2 separate regions of the Mus musculus genome follow, and region 1 is linked to region 2. The links are chromatin loops, found by intact Hi-C in ENCODE. Cell type or tissue: gastrocnemius. All regions are shown on one strand. Links, peaks and the distances in the headings refer to the core of each region. The heading gives the core; the rest is flanking DNA. Region 1 has its middle 17 kb from the start of Taf1. Region 2 holds the start of Nono (non-POU-domain-containing, octamer binding protein).

The links. Peaks named below come from ENCODE experiments on the same cell type or tissue, not always from the same donor. Only the 100,000 strongest peaks of a DNase experiment are listed, where the experiment ranks them.
Region 1: a loop joins it to region 2, with 2.7 times the contacts of the local background. A loop is called at or near these places in 2 of 42 quality-filtered maps.

What each region holds. Positions count from the first base shown.
Region 1 is chrX:101,510,865-101,519,777 of GRCm38, reverse strand. It overlaps the pseudogene Gm6184. Among named protein-coding and RNA genes, the nearest start is that of Taf1, 17 kb to the left of the region's middle. In gastrocnemius, for the core only: a CTCF peak has its summit at 3,861 (motif pointing right); no DNase peak of the experiment used is centred there.
Region 2 is chrX:101,423,055-101,431,967 of GRCm38, reverse strand. Nono (non-POU-domain-containing, octamer binding protein) reads right to left here and starts at 2,317. Exons shown (of 12, transcript NM_023144.2): 1 at 2,206-2,317; 2 at 1,416-1,475. In gastrocnemius, for the core only: CTCF peaks have their summits at 2,487 and 4,004 (motif pointing left); DNase peaks (open chromatin) are centred at 1,710, 2,429, 3,042 and 3,985; H3K4me3 peaks cover 2,425 bases; H3K27ac peaks cover 1,960 bases.

The sequences.
Region 1 (8,913 bases), core at 519-8,518, 88 kb before region 2:
CCGGTGGTAGGATGGGCGGGCATGAAGCTGACTGAGAGTTTGAGTGGCCAGCCTCAAGGTTTGTCTGGGTGCAACACAATCAAAATCACTGCCAGTACACATGCCAGCAACACCAATCCAGTGAGGTGGAAAACCACACAGCTGGCCAGCAGGCGGCCGGCTGAGGCCAACAGCTCCAGTGCTAGCTGGCAGGGGGTCCACAGGAGAATGGCCATGGCCACGGTACTGCTGGAGATGTGATCGAGGAAAGCAGCCACCAAGTCTGTCATCCTCCAAAGAGGCCTCGTCACAGCATCCCACAGGGCCAGCACAAGGGAGAAGTTCTGAGTGCCGATGAGGCAGATGTTGACCAGACTGTTGATCACATAGGCCAACGGGCTCATGGCAATAGCACAGATGTCACAGGCCTGGCGCAGCAAAGCATGGCCATGTTCAGGATGCCCCTATTCAGGAATTCCCGGCTCCTCAGAGCTCCGTGGGAGACCAGGTGCCCCAGTAGCTTTAAGGTCTCCAAGCCAGAGCAGCAGCTATAGAGGAGCGTCCCCAAGGCCTGCAGTCCTCCGAAGGTAAATCGGACCACAACTTCAACTAAGGCCAGCAAAGAAAGCAGGAATCCTCGACCCAAGTGCAGAAGACTGGTCAGTACCGTGTGTGGCAGATTGTAGATGAAGGCCAAAAGCTAGGCCAGGGTAACCAGGAGGGAGAACACGAGCAGGAAGTTGAGATCCAACATCAAGGTCAGCAAGTCCAGTACCAGGCCCACCCCATTCTCCACCAGGTAGACAGCCTCCATGATAGGGCTGCGGAGTTCAGGACAAAAGGAAGACTGGCTCCTCAGGGAAGGAGGTGTCAAAGTTGCCATTATTGTGCAGAGATCGCAGTTAATTTGGAAGGGATGCAAACGTCTAACCAAGGAAGAACCAAGGGCTACAGAAGTGGGCTGCAGGGAAGACTTTTACAAGAGAGAAAGGCGACCCAGTTTGGAAGGCGGAATGTTCGGGAGCGAAGAGGTGAAACATCTCTAAAGTGACTGGAAGGACCTCAGCTTTAGGAGCCTGGAGCAGTAAACATGGCCAGCTGGGCAACGGGTCAGACCAGGAGGAGACCACCAAGGATGGGACGGAGTCAGGAAGGGCCGAGTTGGGGCTGGGTCGGGGCGGCACAGACTGGGCGCAGGCTCGCTGTCCGGCCACACAAGTGCCCCTGTCCCCACCCGGCCCCTGTCCTCCTGCTCGCGGCCAGTGGCACCCAAAGGGAGAGCTATTTTTTAAAGGTTTATTTTACGTATATGAGTACACTGTAGCTGTCTTCAGACACACCAGAAGAGGGCGTCAGATCTCATTGCAGATGGTTGTGAGCCACCATGTGGTTGCTGGGATTTGAACTCAGAACCTTTGGAAGAGCAGTCAGTGCTCTTAACCTCTGTGCCATCTCTCCAGCCCTACATACTATTTTTTTAAAGGTTTATTTTACGTATATGAGTACACTGTCGATCTCTTCAGACACACCAGAAGAAGGCATCTGATCCTATTACAGATGGTTGTGAGCCACCATGTGGTTGCTGGGAGCATTCAGTGCTATTAACCTCTGAGTCATCTCTCCAGCCCCCATACACACTACATTTTAAAGCTGGAGCAATTGAGAAGTATTCAGAGACTAAGTAGGGAAATCACTGAGGATGGAAGCAAGCAACGCCTCCCGTACAGACTCAGAACAACTAAGGACAGTAACAGAAGCCTGGGAAGATAGGCTAGAACTGCCTGATAATGACTGGCATGACAGGTTTTTGTTTTGTTGTTGTTTTTTTTTTTTAATTTTTGGTTTTGTTTTATTTGGGGGTGATACTTGTGGTCTGTCCCTAGGGTAAGATGTGAAAGAGAAGGGAAATTGCCACACAAAAAGCTTAGGACATAGCCTTTCTTTTTTCTTTTTTCTTTTTGTTTTTTCAAGACAGGGTTTCTATGTGTAGCCCTGGCTGTCCTGGAACTCACTTTGTAGACCAGGCTGGCCTCAAACTCAGAAATCCACCTGCCTCTGCCTCTCCAGTGCTGGGATTAAAGGCATGCGCCACCACGCCCAGGACATAGCCTTTCTAAGGATTGATAATTCCCTATCACCAAGCCTATGGTGGTAACAGAAGAACCAGTAGTTGGCCCACACTGATAAATATTTGTCTAAAGGTATGTAGAGGCAAACATAAAGAAAAAAAAAAAGGCCAAGAAGAGCCCATACCTGACTGTGAACCGAGAACCTTGTCTGTTTGTTTGTGTCCCTGGCAATAGAACCCAGGTTTTCACACATGGTAGGTAAGCACTTCCCCACTGAGCTCTCCTCCTTCTCAAGCTTTCTTTGTTATTTTGCTGACTGCTTAAGTATTCTTTGGGTAGACACTGGACTTTTAAGAGTTATTGTATCATTAGGCATAGTGGTACAAACCTTTAATAGCAGCCCTTGGGAGGCAGAGGCAGAAGTGGGTAGATGAAGGTCTACCTGTTTTACAAAGTGTGTTCCAGGCCAGCTAAGGCTACATAGTGAGACACTGGCTCAACCACCTCACCTCAAAAACATAAACAAACAAACAAACAAACTTCTATGTAAGTTGTGTGTGTGTGTATGTATGTGTGTAACAACAAGAAAGAAGAGAGCATGAATTTTCAGGGCAAGTTGAAAGGAGAAGAGGGAGGTGCCCAAGTGATATAGATGCATGGCTCATGTATGAAATTTCTAAGAAAAAATAATTTAAAAAAATATAGTTTCTCTGGCAGGGCACCTCAGCACTTGACAGGCAGAACCAGGTGGATCTCTCCAAGTCTGAGGCCATGCTGGATTCCATGATGAGTTCCAGACAAGCCAGAGATACATGGAGAAATAACTTTTCTCAAAAAAAAATAATAAAGTGTATGAGGCTGCAGATATGGCTCAGCAGTTAGAGCATCCATTGTTCTTACAGAAGACTCATGAACCATTCCCAGTCCCCACATGTTGGCTTACAACTGTCCAAAACTCCAGTTCCAGAGGCTCCAATGCCTTTCTCTGATCTCCCTGGACAACAGACCATGCAAGTGGCACACATACATACATAAAATCAAAACACACATAAAATAAGAATAAAAATGAGGGGGCTAGAGAGATGGCTCAGTGGTTAAGAGCACTGACTCCTGTTCCAAAGGTCCTGAGTTCAAATTCCAGCAACCACATGGTGGCTCACAACCACCCGTAATGAGATCTGATGCCCTCTTCAGATGCGTCAGAAGATAGCTACAGTGTACTTGCATAAAAATCATAAACAATTTTTTTAAAAAGAATAAAAATAAAAAATTTTAAATCAGGTTTTAGAACATTTGCATCACCATCCCAAAGTGCTTATTTTCATTTGTTCCATGTTCCTACCTTCAGGTGCAGGCAATTATTTATGGTTCCTGTAAAGGTGTCTTTCTGGACACTTAAATTGGGTCATACATGTAGTGAAACTGGTCTTCTGGTCCTACTTAGAGTAACTCCATCTTGATTTTGTTTTTTGTTTTTGTTTTTGTTTTTGATTTTTGAAACAGGGTTTCTCTGAGTAGCGCTAGCTGTCTTGGAACTGACTCTGTAGACCAAGCTGTCCCTGAACTCAGAGATCCAACTGCCTCTGCCCCCAGAGTGCTGGGATTAAAGGCATATGCCACCACAGCCAGCAAGTAATTCCATGTTGTAAGAAGCCACCAGGTGGCCATTATAAGTGCCAGATTTCAGTAAAATTGCTCACAGTTCCACAGTGTTTTCTAAATCCAGAGAAGTTCCCCCTAAGGACAAAAAAGGGGTACACATAAAGATAATGTTCCCAGAGGCTGGTTCAAATCTGTAGTCACCGCTGCTGCTAGAACACTAGGTGGTGCTCTAAACTCAGGTTTGTTAATTCTGCTGTAGCCTTAGACTCATAAACCATAGCAGGTTGGGAGGCAGGTTGGCAACTTTGGGAAAATGCAACTGTCCACATTTGTCCTTCCCTCTGTAAGCAATTTTTTTTTTGTTTTTTCGAGACAGGGTTTCTCTTGGGTAGCCCTGGCTGTCCTGGAGCTCACTTTGTAGACCAGGCTGGCCTCGAACTCAGAAATCCGCCTGCCTCTGCCTCCCGAGTGCTGGGATTAAAGGCATGCGCCACCATGCCCAGCTACTGTAAGCAATTTTCTAATAAACTTTTCTTTGGCATTGGGACTGAGTGCAGGACCTTACAATGCTAGTTAAGGACTCTATCAGTAAATTATTTTTCCAGCCCCATAGACTTGTTATTGAAGATTCACTTGTATATTCCATTCTTTGAACTATTAGTGCCATCCCACTGCAGAGTCGGGTATGGGCTCTTCTTGGCCTTTTGACTAAAATCATGTGTAGAGTCAGATGTTAATTCACATCTCCCAGGGATATGTCATCTTTCATGGCTAGGTTAAGGTCCATATTACAGTGTACATCAGTACTTTGTCTACTTTTATTACCTAATTATATTTCTTTGTAGGTTTTGCTTGTTTTGTTTCATGTGAGGCAGGGTCTCCTGTAGCCAAGTCTAGCTTTAAACTCATGAGCCTGTGAGGACCTCCCAAATGCTGGTCCACAGGTGTTTGTGTCACCATACCCAGCTCAGCATGTAGTCTTTTGTGTCCATTGTATTTTTCTTCTTTTTATAAAATTAAAATTTTAATTATGTGTAAGTATGTGTGTGTCGGGGGGGAATGTGCACATAGATGCTGATGCTGGAAGCCTACGGTTCCCTGGAGCTGGAGTTACAGATGGCTGTGATCCTCCTCCTCCTCCTCCTCCTCCTCCTCCTCCTCCTCCTCCTCCTCCTCCTCCTTCTCCTTCTCCTTCTCCTTCTTCTTCTTCTGGATTCATTTAGTATTGTACATAGGTACACTGTAGCTGTCTTCAGACACACCAGAAGAGGGCATCAGATCTCATTATGTATGGATGGTTGTGAGCCACCATGTGGTTGCTGGGATTTGAACTCAGGACCTTTGGAAGAGCAGTCGGTGCTCATACCTGTTGAGCCATATCGCCAGCCCCAGTCCCTTCTTTTATGTTTCATTTTTTCTTAATTTTGTTTTTTTCCATTTTTGTTTACTTTCCCTTTAATTTATGGTTTTGAATTTTTGGTTGATTTACTTTTATTTTTGTTTATTTTATTTATGTGCATGTGTGCATGTCTGTGGGAGTGCATGCCATTGGTGTGTGGTGGCTGGGCATGCCAGAAGAAGGGATGTGATAGAGCTGGAGTTATAAGAAGTTGTGAACTGTGCAGTATGGGTGCTGAGAAACTAACCTGGACAGTCTGCAAGAGCATTAAACACTCTTTTTTGTTTGTTTGTTTGTTTTTTCAAGACAGGGTTTCTCTGTAGTCCTGGCTGTCCTGGAACTCACTCTGTAGACCAGGCTGGCCTTGAACTCAGAAATTCGCCTGCCTCTGCCTCCCAAGTGCTGGGATTAAAGGCGTGAGACACCACGCCCGGCTAGATATTTTCTTTGTATACATTTCAAATGCTATCCCGAAAGTTCCCTATATCCTCCCTCTGCCCTGCTCCCCTACCCACCCACTCCCACTTCTTGGCCCTGGCATTCCCCTGAACTGGGGCATATAAAGTTTGCAATATCAATTGCAAAGCTTCTGTAAGGCAAAAGACATTGTCAATAAGACAAAAAAGCCAACAACAGATTGGGAAAGGATTTTTACCAATCCTAAATCTAATAGGGGACTAATATCCAATATATACAAAGAACTCAAGAAGCTGGACTCCAGAAATACAAATAACCCCATTAAAAAATGGGGTTCGGGCTGGTGAGATGGCTCAGTGGGTAAGTGCACCTGACTGCTCTTCCGAAGGTCTGGAGTTCAAATCCCAGCAACCACATGGTGGCTCACAACCATCCTTAATGAGATCTGACTCCCTCTTCTGGAATGTCTGAAGAGAGCTACAGTGTACTTACATATAATAAATAAATAAATAAATAAATAAATAAATAAATAAATAAATAAATAAATCTAAAAAAATGGGGTTCAGCCGGGCATGGTGGCGCACGCCTTTAATCCCAGCACTTGGGAGGCAAAGGCAGGTGGATCTCTGAGTTTGAGGCCAGCCTGGTCTACAAAGTGAGTTCCAGGACAGCCAAGGCTACACAGAGAAACCCTGTCTCAAACAAACAAAAAAATGGGGTTCAGAGCTAAACAAAGAATTCTCAACTGAGGAATACCGAATTGCTGAGAAGCACCTGAAAAAATGTTCAACATCCTTAATCATCAGGGAAATGCAAATCAAAACAACCTTGAGATTCCACCTCACACCAGTCAGAATGGCTAAGATCAAAAATTCAGGTGACAGCAGATGCCGGCGAGGTTGTGAAGAAAGAGGAACACTCCTCCACTGCTGATGGGATTGCAAGCTTGTACAACCACTTTGGAAGTCAGTCTGGAGATTCCTCAGAAAATTGGACATAATACTACCGGAAGATCCAGCAATACCTCTCCTGGGCATATACTCAGAAGAAGTTCCAACTGGTAATAAGAACACATGCTCCACTGTGTTCATAGCAGCCTTATTTATAATAGCCAGAAGCTGGAAAGAACCCAGATGTCCCTCAACAGAGGAATGGATACAGAAAATGTGGTACATTTACACAATGGAATACTACTCAGCTATTAAAAACAATGGATTTATGAAATTCTTGAGCATTAAATGCTTTTTAAAAATTAGGTATTTTCTTCATTTACATTTCCAATAGTCCCCCATACCTCCCCACTCCCCTACCCACCCACTCCCACTTCTTGGCCCTGGCCTTCCCCTGTACTGAGGCATATAAAGTTTGCAAGACCAATGGGCCTCTCTTTCCACTGATGGCTGACTAGGCCATCTTCTGATACATATGCAGCTAGAGTCAAGAGCTCCAGGGTACTGGTTAGTTCATATTGTTGTTCCACCTATAGGGTTGCAGATCCCTTTAGCTCCTTGGGTACTTTCTCTAGTTCCTCCATTGGGGGCCCTGTGATCCATCCAATAGCTGACTGTGAGCATCCACTTCTGTGTTTGCTAGGCCCCAGCGTAGTCTCACTAGAGACAGCTATATCCAGGTCCTTTCAGCAAAATCTTGCTAGTGTATGCAATGGTGTCAGTGTTTGGGGACTAATTATAGGATGGATCCCCGGGTGTGGCGGTCTCTAGATGGTCCATCCTTTCGTCTCAGCTCCAAACTTTGTCTATGTAACTCCTTCCATAGGTGCTTTGTTCCCAATGCTAAGAAGGAGCAAAGTGTCCACACCTTGGTCTTCGTTCTTCTTGAGTTTCATGTGTTTTGCAAATTGTATCTTGTACCTTGGGAGCATTAAACACTCCTAACCCCCGAGCCTCCGTATGCTTATGAGACTTACACAAAGTAATGGGAAATCAATATGTTTCATTCTTTTTAGTGGCCTGGTAGTCATCAGTCACAATAGAAACTTGGTTTTGTTTCAGTTATTATAAAGCTGCTGTAAATGTGTGTCTTTTTTGATACGTGCTTGCATTTATCATTAACAGCAGTCATTGGATAGGTATACATTTGCCTAATTTGATGTTATAGAGCTATTGTTTCACACTCTGACACGAAAAATCCCAGTGCCTCCAAATAGTCCCCATTATTTAGTATTGCCAGTGGTATTCACTTTAGCTATTCTCGTGGCTATCTAGTCATATGTCACTATCATTTTTATTGGCATTACTCTGATAACTAATGAATTAAGCACTTTCTCACTTAGTTATAGTTATTTATATGTGTTGCTCTATGATGCGTTTCTCTTTATGCTTTTTGTCATTTATTTTTGTTTTTTTGAGATGATCTCACTATGTAACCCAGGCTAGCCTCATACTCATAGTGACCTTCCTGCCTCAACTTCCTGAGTGCTTGGATTGCAGACTTGAGCAACTACACCTGTCAACCTAGCATTGTCCTAGTTTTGTTTTTGTTGTTGTTGAATCTTATGTTGCTTTGGCTAGCCTAGAGCTCGAAGTGTAGACGAGCGTGGTCTTGAACTAGTGGTGATCCTCTTCTTTCTGCCTCCCAAATGCGAAAATTATAGATACATATCATCATTCTCAGCTCCCCTTTAATACGTTTATTTCATTTTTATTATTTTTCGATTTTGTTTTTAAATTTTTAATTTTATTATTTTATGTGTATGTGTGTATTACCTGCAATGTATGTCTATTCAGCATATTCAGTCAGTGTCTGGGAGCCCATAAAAGGATATCAGAGTCCCCAGAACTGGAGTTACAGCCTGTTTTACCTCACCACGTATGTCCTGAGAATTGAATTCGGATCTTATGGAGTAGTAGCCAGTTGTCTTAACCACCAAGCAATCTCCCCACTTCCTACCCTGTGTGTGTGTAGAGGGGGTTAATTTATTTTATTTTTTTCCCTAGACAGGGTCTTGCTATGCAGCCTTGGCTGGCCTAGAATTCACAGAGATCCATCTGCCTCTGTAGCCCGAGTGCTGGGATTAACGTTGTGCACAAACACACCCAGCCCTCCAGGTCCTTGTTTTGTTCTGTTGTTGCTGTTTGATTGTACTTGATGTTTTAAAGAGGGTTACTACTATTGCCCTGACTGTTCTAGAACTCACTGTGTAGACCAGGCTGGCCTAAAACTCAGAGAGCCACTTCCTCTGGTTCCCTAGTGCTGGGATTAAAAATGTATACCACTGGGGTTGGAGAGATGGCTCAGAGGTTCTTCTAGAGGTCCTGAGTTCAATTCCCAGCAACCACTTGGTGGCTTACAACCATCTGTAATGGGATCTGATGTCCTCTTCTGGTGTGTCTGAAGACAGCTATTGTGTACTCATATACATGAAATAATTCTTTGTACAAACATCTTTTGGAGATGGAGTCTGGCTGTGTGACCTAAGCAGAAACT
Region 2 (8,913 bases), core at 347-8,346:
CAGCAACCACATGATGGCTCACAACCATCTGTACAGCTACAGTGTATTCATATACATAAAAAAATAAATAAATCTTTAAAAAAAAAGAAATAGGAATGTAAAAGCTGGACAGTGGTGGCGCACACCTTTGATCCCAGCACTTGGGAGGCAGAGGCAGGATTTCTGAGTTCAAGGCCAGTCTATAGAGCGAGTTCCAGGACAGACAGGGCTACACAGAGAAACCCTGTCTCGGGAGGAAAAAAAAAAAAGAAAAAAGAAAAGAAAGAAAAAGAAACAGGACTGTTAAACAGAATGTCATCATCAGATTCTCCCTAACTTGTCAATATAGAAAAAGTATAAACACCCAACAATTGAATCTTTCTCTTTCTTTCTTTTTTCCTTCCTTTCGACCCAATCTCGCAGCATAGCCTTAGCTGTCCTGGAACTCTGTACTCCAGGTTGGCCTTTAACTCTCAGAGGTCCATCTGCCTCTGCCACCATGTCTGACCATGGAGAACTTGTTTTCTTTCTTTCTTCCCCCCCCCCCCCACACACAGGGTTTCTCTCTTTCTCTGTGTAGCCTTGGTTGTCCTGGAACTCAGAAATCCACCTGCCTCTGCCTCCTGAGTGCATGGATAACGTGTAACAACCAAATTTATTTTATTTGTTTTTGAATAAAAATCCCCATGGTGACAGATTTCAAAATCTTTCCCTTCCATGTAGTCTTCTCCATAAGTTTCCATTTACCAAGGAAGGTTAGCACTGCCCAAAGAATCTAAATTACCACTGTATACACAGCAAGTACCAAGCATGAAAGAAATGTTCCTATGTTAAATGCAATAATATAATTTTGCAGAAATAAACTTACCAAACCCTAACTACAGAGATCAGCAGTTAGGATTTCTGTCTCCTATCACGTCCTAAGATTAACCACAATGAAAGAGACTATAGCTACTGTGTGTGATATACCTGCAGACATGTTCAGGACCATATTAATCACAGGTATCTGAAATCTAAATCAAGGTCCTCTCAATTTTAGAAGAGTCAAATTACTAAATGAAAAACTGCTAGAGAAATCCAGTGTGAACTTGCTAGGCTGATATGGTTGCCTGGTGGGCGACTGTTAAAGCTGTAGAATACAATCACGGTAAAGGCGGCTGAGTTTCTTAGGACTTTTTATTTAAAAAACAATGAAGTGGACAAACATAAATTTAAGCACTAACCCCTATTAGAACAGCCATAATTAGGGGTTATAAAAACAAAACAACAACAAAAAAAAAAACCCACACCACTCAGTCACATTTTAGTTTCAGATTCTAAAAACGGTTTAGCTTAAATAACATGAAAAGTGCCCCCCAAATTAATTTCTCATCTGTAAAATCTGTATTAGTTAAGCATCCTGCACTTTACCTGATGACCCTACCTCCTGCACCTACCTTGACTTGGATTTGAACACAGCAAAGTGTCTGCCTCGCAGTCCTCACTAACCTCGACTGCTGTTAAAAACACAAAGAAAGGTGTCAGCTTACAGTAAGACGTCCGCAAAGTGAAAAATACTCGAAAGTAATGCCACAGAAAGCAACATTTTTTTTTAATTTAGAAAAGCGATGCCTACAAATGCCTAGGAAAAGCTTAAGGAGCAAGGGGTTCGGAAAAAAGGCGCGCGCGCGCGCGCGTGCAAGGGTGGGGTGGAGGGTGTTTCATGAACTTAGCACCAAAAGCCAAGGGGTCTGAACTAGCAAACTTCCCACTTTCGTTTCAAATAACAAAACAACAACAACAAAAAATCCATAGCTCCAGGGGCCCCACAGGCCCTCTAGGAATTAATGGCCTTGAAAGGCTAGGGAGGAGCATCCGACAAAGCAAAGCGCCTCCTCCTCTAACCTCGACTTCAGGGCCTTAGTATAATAGACCCCACACCCTGTGGCCCAGGGCGTTCAAGAAGCCAACAACTTAGGGCCACTAAAATTGGGGGTGAGCAGCACAAAGAGTCTGGGCAAGGAAGCAAGAAAAGCATTGGCTAATGCCCGCGGCGGGGAGCAGGGAGCGCTCTGGCCCCCATGGGTGGGCTGCGAAGGCCTTGTGCGGAGGGGGAAAGGCCTCCCGGGCCTTCGGAACCCATAGCCCGTGTGCAAACTCGGCCTCGCCCCAACCCCTCCCTTTCCAGAGTGTCGCAGGAAGCCCCACCGCATCCCTAAGCAACCAAAGAGCCATCCCCAAACTCACCCTCTGGCCACAGTTCTTTGCTCGGAGTATGGGCGACGCTGCACGGCCTCCACCGTCCCGAGAAAAGAGCGCGCGACCGCCGGAAACGAGCCGACGGAGCTCGGTACCTCCCGAGGGGGGGGGGGGTCAATTTTGGATTCCCGATTGGCTATGTGAACTGCCAGTCAAAGTTTATCTCCCGAGAAAGTCTCATTAGTCCGCCATTTCTTAACGTTTATTGGCTACCGACTGTCAAAGCCTTGGGTTCGTGTGAACGACAGATGGGGACAAAGAGCGAGGCTTCGTAGCTTATGCGCATGCACTAGAGGCGCCGAGCACAAGACGGAAAAGGAAGGGGGAGGGGGAGCCAGCAGTGGAAGGTAGGGGGTCGGAAGGAGAGGCTCACCCGGCCCTACGGAAGGACTGAAAACCTAGCGGTGGGAGGAGGAGAGAAGAGAACTTGTGCGAGAGGAAGATCGGAGCGAAAAGGGGGGAAAATGTGCACGTAGGCGTGTGCTGAGAATTTATGCACTGCGCCTGTGCAAAATTAAGACTAACAATGTCATTGTATTCTATGTGGTAGAGCTAGCCGTTTGCTACTGAAAAAAAAAAATGTGCCCCGCCATGTTTCTTTTTTTCCACACTTCCTCAAAGCGTCTACCCTGACACCCTATACAGTTTTAGTTTCCTTTCTCAGTGCTGGGTATGTTTGGGAAGTGTAACTGAAATGGACATGATTGTAGAAACAGGCAGGAGGGCAAACGATTTTGACACTTTAAGCTCAGTGATTACCCAGAACTGTGACTAGCACCATTTCCATAGTAACCAGAGAACCCGATAGGCCAAACAGACTAAGGTTCCCATCGCAGAGAGACTCAACAGGTTGGTCGGCGGTGCCTGAACCAGTATGTTGGAGGTCTTCACATCAGACCTACTCTTTATCCCATAGGAGGCCTATCAGGTAATAATAACCTTCGTTATTCCATAATGCCTAGCTCTCCCAGGCGGTTAACCAAGGATTACAAGGTTCAATAGATAGGCACCAGTAGTTAATCCTCAGTAATTAATTCATACTCCTGATGGCAGATTATCTCAATAGGCATTACCTATACCTTGTATGGGGATACAATGATATGGAACTGTGCTGTCTAATAAGCCTCTTACAATGTTGGGAAGGTTCTGTGGCACCATTCAATACAGTAGTAGAGACTAGCTATATTCTACCCAATCCACCCCGTTTGCGTGTGCGTGTGCATCAACATATGGCTACAACTTACTATAGTGGGTATATTTATCCCAATGGTTCCCAAATTCTTTGAGATAAGATAGCACATTATTATGAAAAAAGAAAATGGGGGGGATCAAGATCAGATAATGCCCTTCAGTATGAAGTTTCAGCCCTACTACTGATCTCCTATATCCACTATCCAATTATGACAGCTGTTTACTACGTATGACTGTCACAATCAAACAGAAATGATTAAGCCTTTAACTTCTGTACTCAGGAGGCTGAAAAAGGAGCCTCCTTGCCCAGAAGGCCACCCTGGACTACACAGTGAGTAGCAAGGTATCCAGTACCTAAGACTCTGTCTCAACACAAAACAATAACAACAAAATTACACATACATGTATATGTATACATGATTTAAAAGGTGAATACTTTCTAAACCATGACCCTTTCTGTTTTCAAAAAAGATTTAATGGGGACTGGAGAGATGGCTCAGCAGTAAAGAGTGCTGACTGTTCTTCCAGAGGACTAGGGTACCTACCCCAGCTCCCATTGGTGGCTGGCTGGGACTCCAGTTTCCAGGAGATCTGACGCCCTCTTCTGGCTTCTGATGGTAATACATGCATGTAGTCCACAGACACATGGACTGTTTTAATTATTTTATGTGTGTATTTTGTCTGCATGTATGTAAGTGCATGTAGTGCCTAAGGAGGACAGAAGACAATGGTGGATCCCTAGAACTGGAGTTACAGATAGCCACCATGCAAGTTTGGGAATCCAACCTAGGTCCAGTGCTCTTAACCTCTGAGCTATCCCTGAAGCCCCAGCTGTGACTTTTTGTATGCAATGATTTTCTTGGAAAAAATAGTAACACGGGGCCTGGAAAGATGGCTTAGGAGTTAAGAGCACGTACTGCTTTTGCAGAGGAGCTGCTTACATTCCTAGCAGACACATGGCAGTTCACAACTATTTGTAACTAGTTTCAGGGCATCTAACACCTCTTCTGACCTCTTCAGGCTCCTGCAGGCTTGCGATCCACAACATACATATATTCAGGCATAACCCAGTTGTGGTGTATGTCTTTAATCCCAACACTTGGGAGGCAGAGGTAGACAGTCTCTCAGTTTGAGGCCAGCCTAGTCTCAGAGTGAGTTCCAGAACAGTCAGGACCTACAGAGAAACTCTGCCTTAAAAAACAAACCAACCAGACTAGACCACCAACCAAGGAGTATACCTAAAGGGATCTTTGGCTCCAGATACATATGTAGCAGAGGATGGGAGGCCCTTGATCCCAGGGAGATTTGATATCCCAGAGTATGGGGATGCTGGAGTGGTGTGGCAGGGAGAGTGTGGGTGGGTAGGGGAGGACCCTCATAAAAGGGAGGGGGAAGGCAGATGTGGGATGGTGGGTTGGTGGAGAAGGTAACCAGGAAGTTGGATACCATTTGAGATGTAAACTAATGGAATGATTAATAATAATAAAAGAAAAAACAAACAACCTCAGATACATGCTTAAGTATGCACACACATGCTTCAATAAAATAAACATTAAAAAAAAACTTTAGCAATGGTGAATGCCTCTAATCCTAGTACTTGGGAAGCAGAAGTAGGCAGATCTCTGAGTTCAAGGCCAGCCTGGCCTACAGATGGAGTTCTAGAACAGCCAGGACTATACTGAGAATCCCTATCTCAAAACAGACAAACAAAACTAGCAAAGTTGGGAGGCTGAGGGGGCTGGAGAGATGGCTCAGTGCTTAAGAGCACTGACTGTACTTCCAGAGGTCCTGAGTTCAAATCCCAACAACCCACATGGTGGCTCACAACCATCTGTAATGAGATCTGACACCCTCTTCTGGTAGCTGTCTGAAGACAGCTACAGTGTACTTAGATATAATAATAGATAAATCTTTTAAAAAAACCTGCAAAAAATAGTTGGGAGGCTGAGGAAGGAGGCTCTTCAGTTTGAGGCTAGATTTGGATACATAATGAAACTATTGTTTTGTTTTTTAAAGCTGGGCTTGGTGGCTCCTGTTTTTAATCTCAGCATTCACTCAGGAGTCAGAGGCAGGAGGATCTCTGTGAGTTTGAGGCCAGCCTGGTCTAAATAGTGAATTTCAGGCCAGCCATAGTGAGACTGTCTCAAAACAATAATAAAAGAAGACAAAATATCAGGGCCAATAAGATAACTTAGCAAATAAAGGTACTTGCCACTGCCCTGACAATTGAATTCAATCCCTGAGACCCACATGTTGAAATGTGCTGTGGCATTGCATACCCACAAATATACACATATATATACATACACATACATACACATAAATATATTAGAAAATTCTTTCTTTTTTTTAAATTAGGTATTTTCCTCATTTACATTTCCAATGCTATACCAAAAGTCCCCCATACCCTCCCCCCACTCCCCTCCTCACCCACTCCCACTTTTTGGCCCTGGCGTTCCCCTGTACTGGGACATATAAAGTTTGCAAGTCCAATGGGCCTCTCTTTCCAGTGATGGCCGACTAGGCCATCTTTTGATACATATGCAGCTAGGGTCAAGAGCTCTGGGGTACCGGTTAGTTCATAATGTTGTTCCACCTATAGGGTTGCAGATCCCTTTAGCTCCTTGGGTATTTTCTCTAGCTCCTCCATTGGGGGCCCTGTGATCCATCCAATAGCTGACTGTGAGCATCCACTTATGTGTTTGCTAGGCCCCGGCATAGTCTCTATATCAGGGTCCCATCAGCAAAATCTTGCTAGTGTATGCAATGGTGTCAGCGTTTGGAGGCTGATTATGGGATGGATCCCTGGATATGGCAGTCTCTAGATGGTCCATCCTTTTGTCTCAGCTCCAAACTTTGTCTCTGTAACTCCTTCCAAGGGTGTTTTGTTCCCAATTCTAAGAAGGGGCAAAGTGTCCACTCTTTGGTCTTCGTTATTCTTGAGTTTCATGTGTTTTGCAATAGAAATGTATTTTTTATTGTGTGTGGAATGTGCCACACAGAGTTACAGCTGCCCAATTTGGGTGTCAGGAACCAAACTTGGGTCCTTTAGAACAGGAAGTTCTCTTCACCACTGAGACCCCTGAGTTATCCTCCAACCATAGAATTGTTTTTTTGTTTTTTTGTTTTTTTTACGATTTATTTATTTATTTCATGTACGTGGGAACACTGTTGCTATCTTCAGATACACCAGAAGAGGGCATCAGATCTCATTATGGATGGTTGTGAGCCACCATGTGGTTGCTGGGAATTGAACTCAGGACCTCTGGAAGAGCAGTCAGTGCTCTTAACTGCTGAGCCATCTCTCCAGAATTATTTTTAAGAAAAGACAGGTTATGTCACACATGTTGGACCCTAGTCCTTCTTGCCTCAATCTCCTGAGTACCTGAGCCTATAGGCTGTGTCGCCTTAGTCATTTAGCTGACTCACCTACTAGAACTCCTTTTCATTTGAAAGGTGGGGGTGAGACACAACCTCACTTGTATAGCTTCAATCTCTTCATCCTCCTGGTTTGACCTGCACCACCACATCCAGTTTCTAGTTCATTTTAATTAGTTTAACTTTAACCACATATTGCTGGGTCTTTGTATAGACCTAATTCCAGCACTAGAGAGGCCAAGAGTTTGAGACCATAGCTGTCAAGCAGCGTAGTGAGTAAAGACACCTACTGTCAATTCTTTTAATCTGAGTTTGATTCCTAGACTGACATGAAATGAGACTAGACTCCCACAAGTTGTCCTCTAGACACAGTGGCATATGAATGCCCCCCCCCCACACAAATTAGTACTGTGGCTAGAGACATAGTTCAGTGGTTAAGAGCACTGGTTGCTCTTGAAGAGGACCTGGATTTGAGTCCCAGCACCCATGTTATGGTCACAACCATCTGTAACTCTAGTTCCAAGGGTATCTTGTGTTCCCTCTGGTGTCTTCAAGCACTGTATGAAGGTCGTACACATTTATACATGCAGGCAACTGATGTAATATAAAATTAAGAATTCTTTTTGGGCGGGGTGGGGGGGGTCGAGACAGGGTTTCTCTGTTTAGCCCTGGCTGTCCTGGAACTCACTTTGTAGACCAGACTGGCCTCGAACTCAGAAATCCGCCTGCCTCTACCTCCCGAGTGCTGGGATTAAAGGTGTTCGCCACCACCCCAGGGGAAGAATTCTTTTAGACATAAATGTTTAAGAGAGGCCCATTGGACACGCAAACTTTATATGCCCCAGTACAGGGGAACGCCAGGGCCAAAAAAGGGGAGTGGGTGGGTAGGGGAGTGGGGGTGGGTGGCTATGGGGGACTTTTGGTATAGCATTGGAAATGTAAATGAGCTAAATACCTAATAAAAAATGGAAAAAAAAAAAAGAAAAAAAGAGTATGAGGCCAGCCTGAGCTACATAGCAAGACCCTAGGTTACCACACACACACACACACACACACACACACATGTTCACACACATATCAATAAATCTAATTAAAAATACACTGGCCATAGTGGTACAAGCCTTTAATCTCACCACTTGAGAGGCAGAGGCAGGAGGATCTCTGTATGTTTGAGGCCAATCTGATCAGCATAGCAAGTTTCAGTCCAACAGGAGCTACATAGTGAGAAGTGCCTCAAAAAAAAGAACAGAAAAGTGCCTAAGGTAGCTCATCGCAGAGCAAGTACTTCTCACATGCAAGGTCACTACATTTGATATCCATTGCTAAAATGCAATAAAAGGGAAGTGTTTTTCTTTAAGTGGTTGGCATGACATTTAAAAATCTTTTACATTTTATTTGTGTGTGGTGAATAAGGGGGTGCACGCACAAGTGCCAGAGGACAACATGCAGAAAGAAGTCAGTGCTCTCCTTCTGCCATGTGACTCACTATGTAGATCAGTCCTCCAACCCAGAGAATCTCCTGCCTCTGACTCCCAAGAGCTGGGCAGGAGCCAAGTGCTGGGATTAAAGGCGCATACTCCTGCCCAGCTCTCTTGCTTTCTTAAGGCTTTCTGTGATTTCCAAAATCTTTACAGTGAATGAGGAAACATTTATAGATAGATAGGCAGATAGACAGGTACACAGACAGATAAGGCACAGTATTTATTTGCAGGACTGGATGTGTGTGTGTGTGTGTGTGTGTGTGTGTGTGTGTGTATGTTTTGTGGCTTTTGAGATAATGTATCTCTATGTATCTCTGGCTGTCATGGAACTCCCTCCAGACCAAGCTAGTCTTGAACTCAGGGGTTCGCCTATCTCTTTTAGTTATGTTGTGAGTCTTCACTCCCAGCAGCGCTGGGGACTGATCCAAGAACTTATGCTCTAGAACTGATCCTCTTTTTGTCTTTTATTTTCAAACAGTTCCCTCCTTCTTTGAGATGGGGTCTCACTATGTAGCCTAGGCTGGCCTGGAACTCAATATGTATACTAGACTGGCCTTGAACTCAAAGAAATCTACCCCTCCCACACTAGGCACTGGGATTAACTGCATCTACCACCAGCCTTGAATTTAACTCTATAGCCCAGACA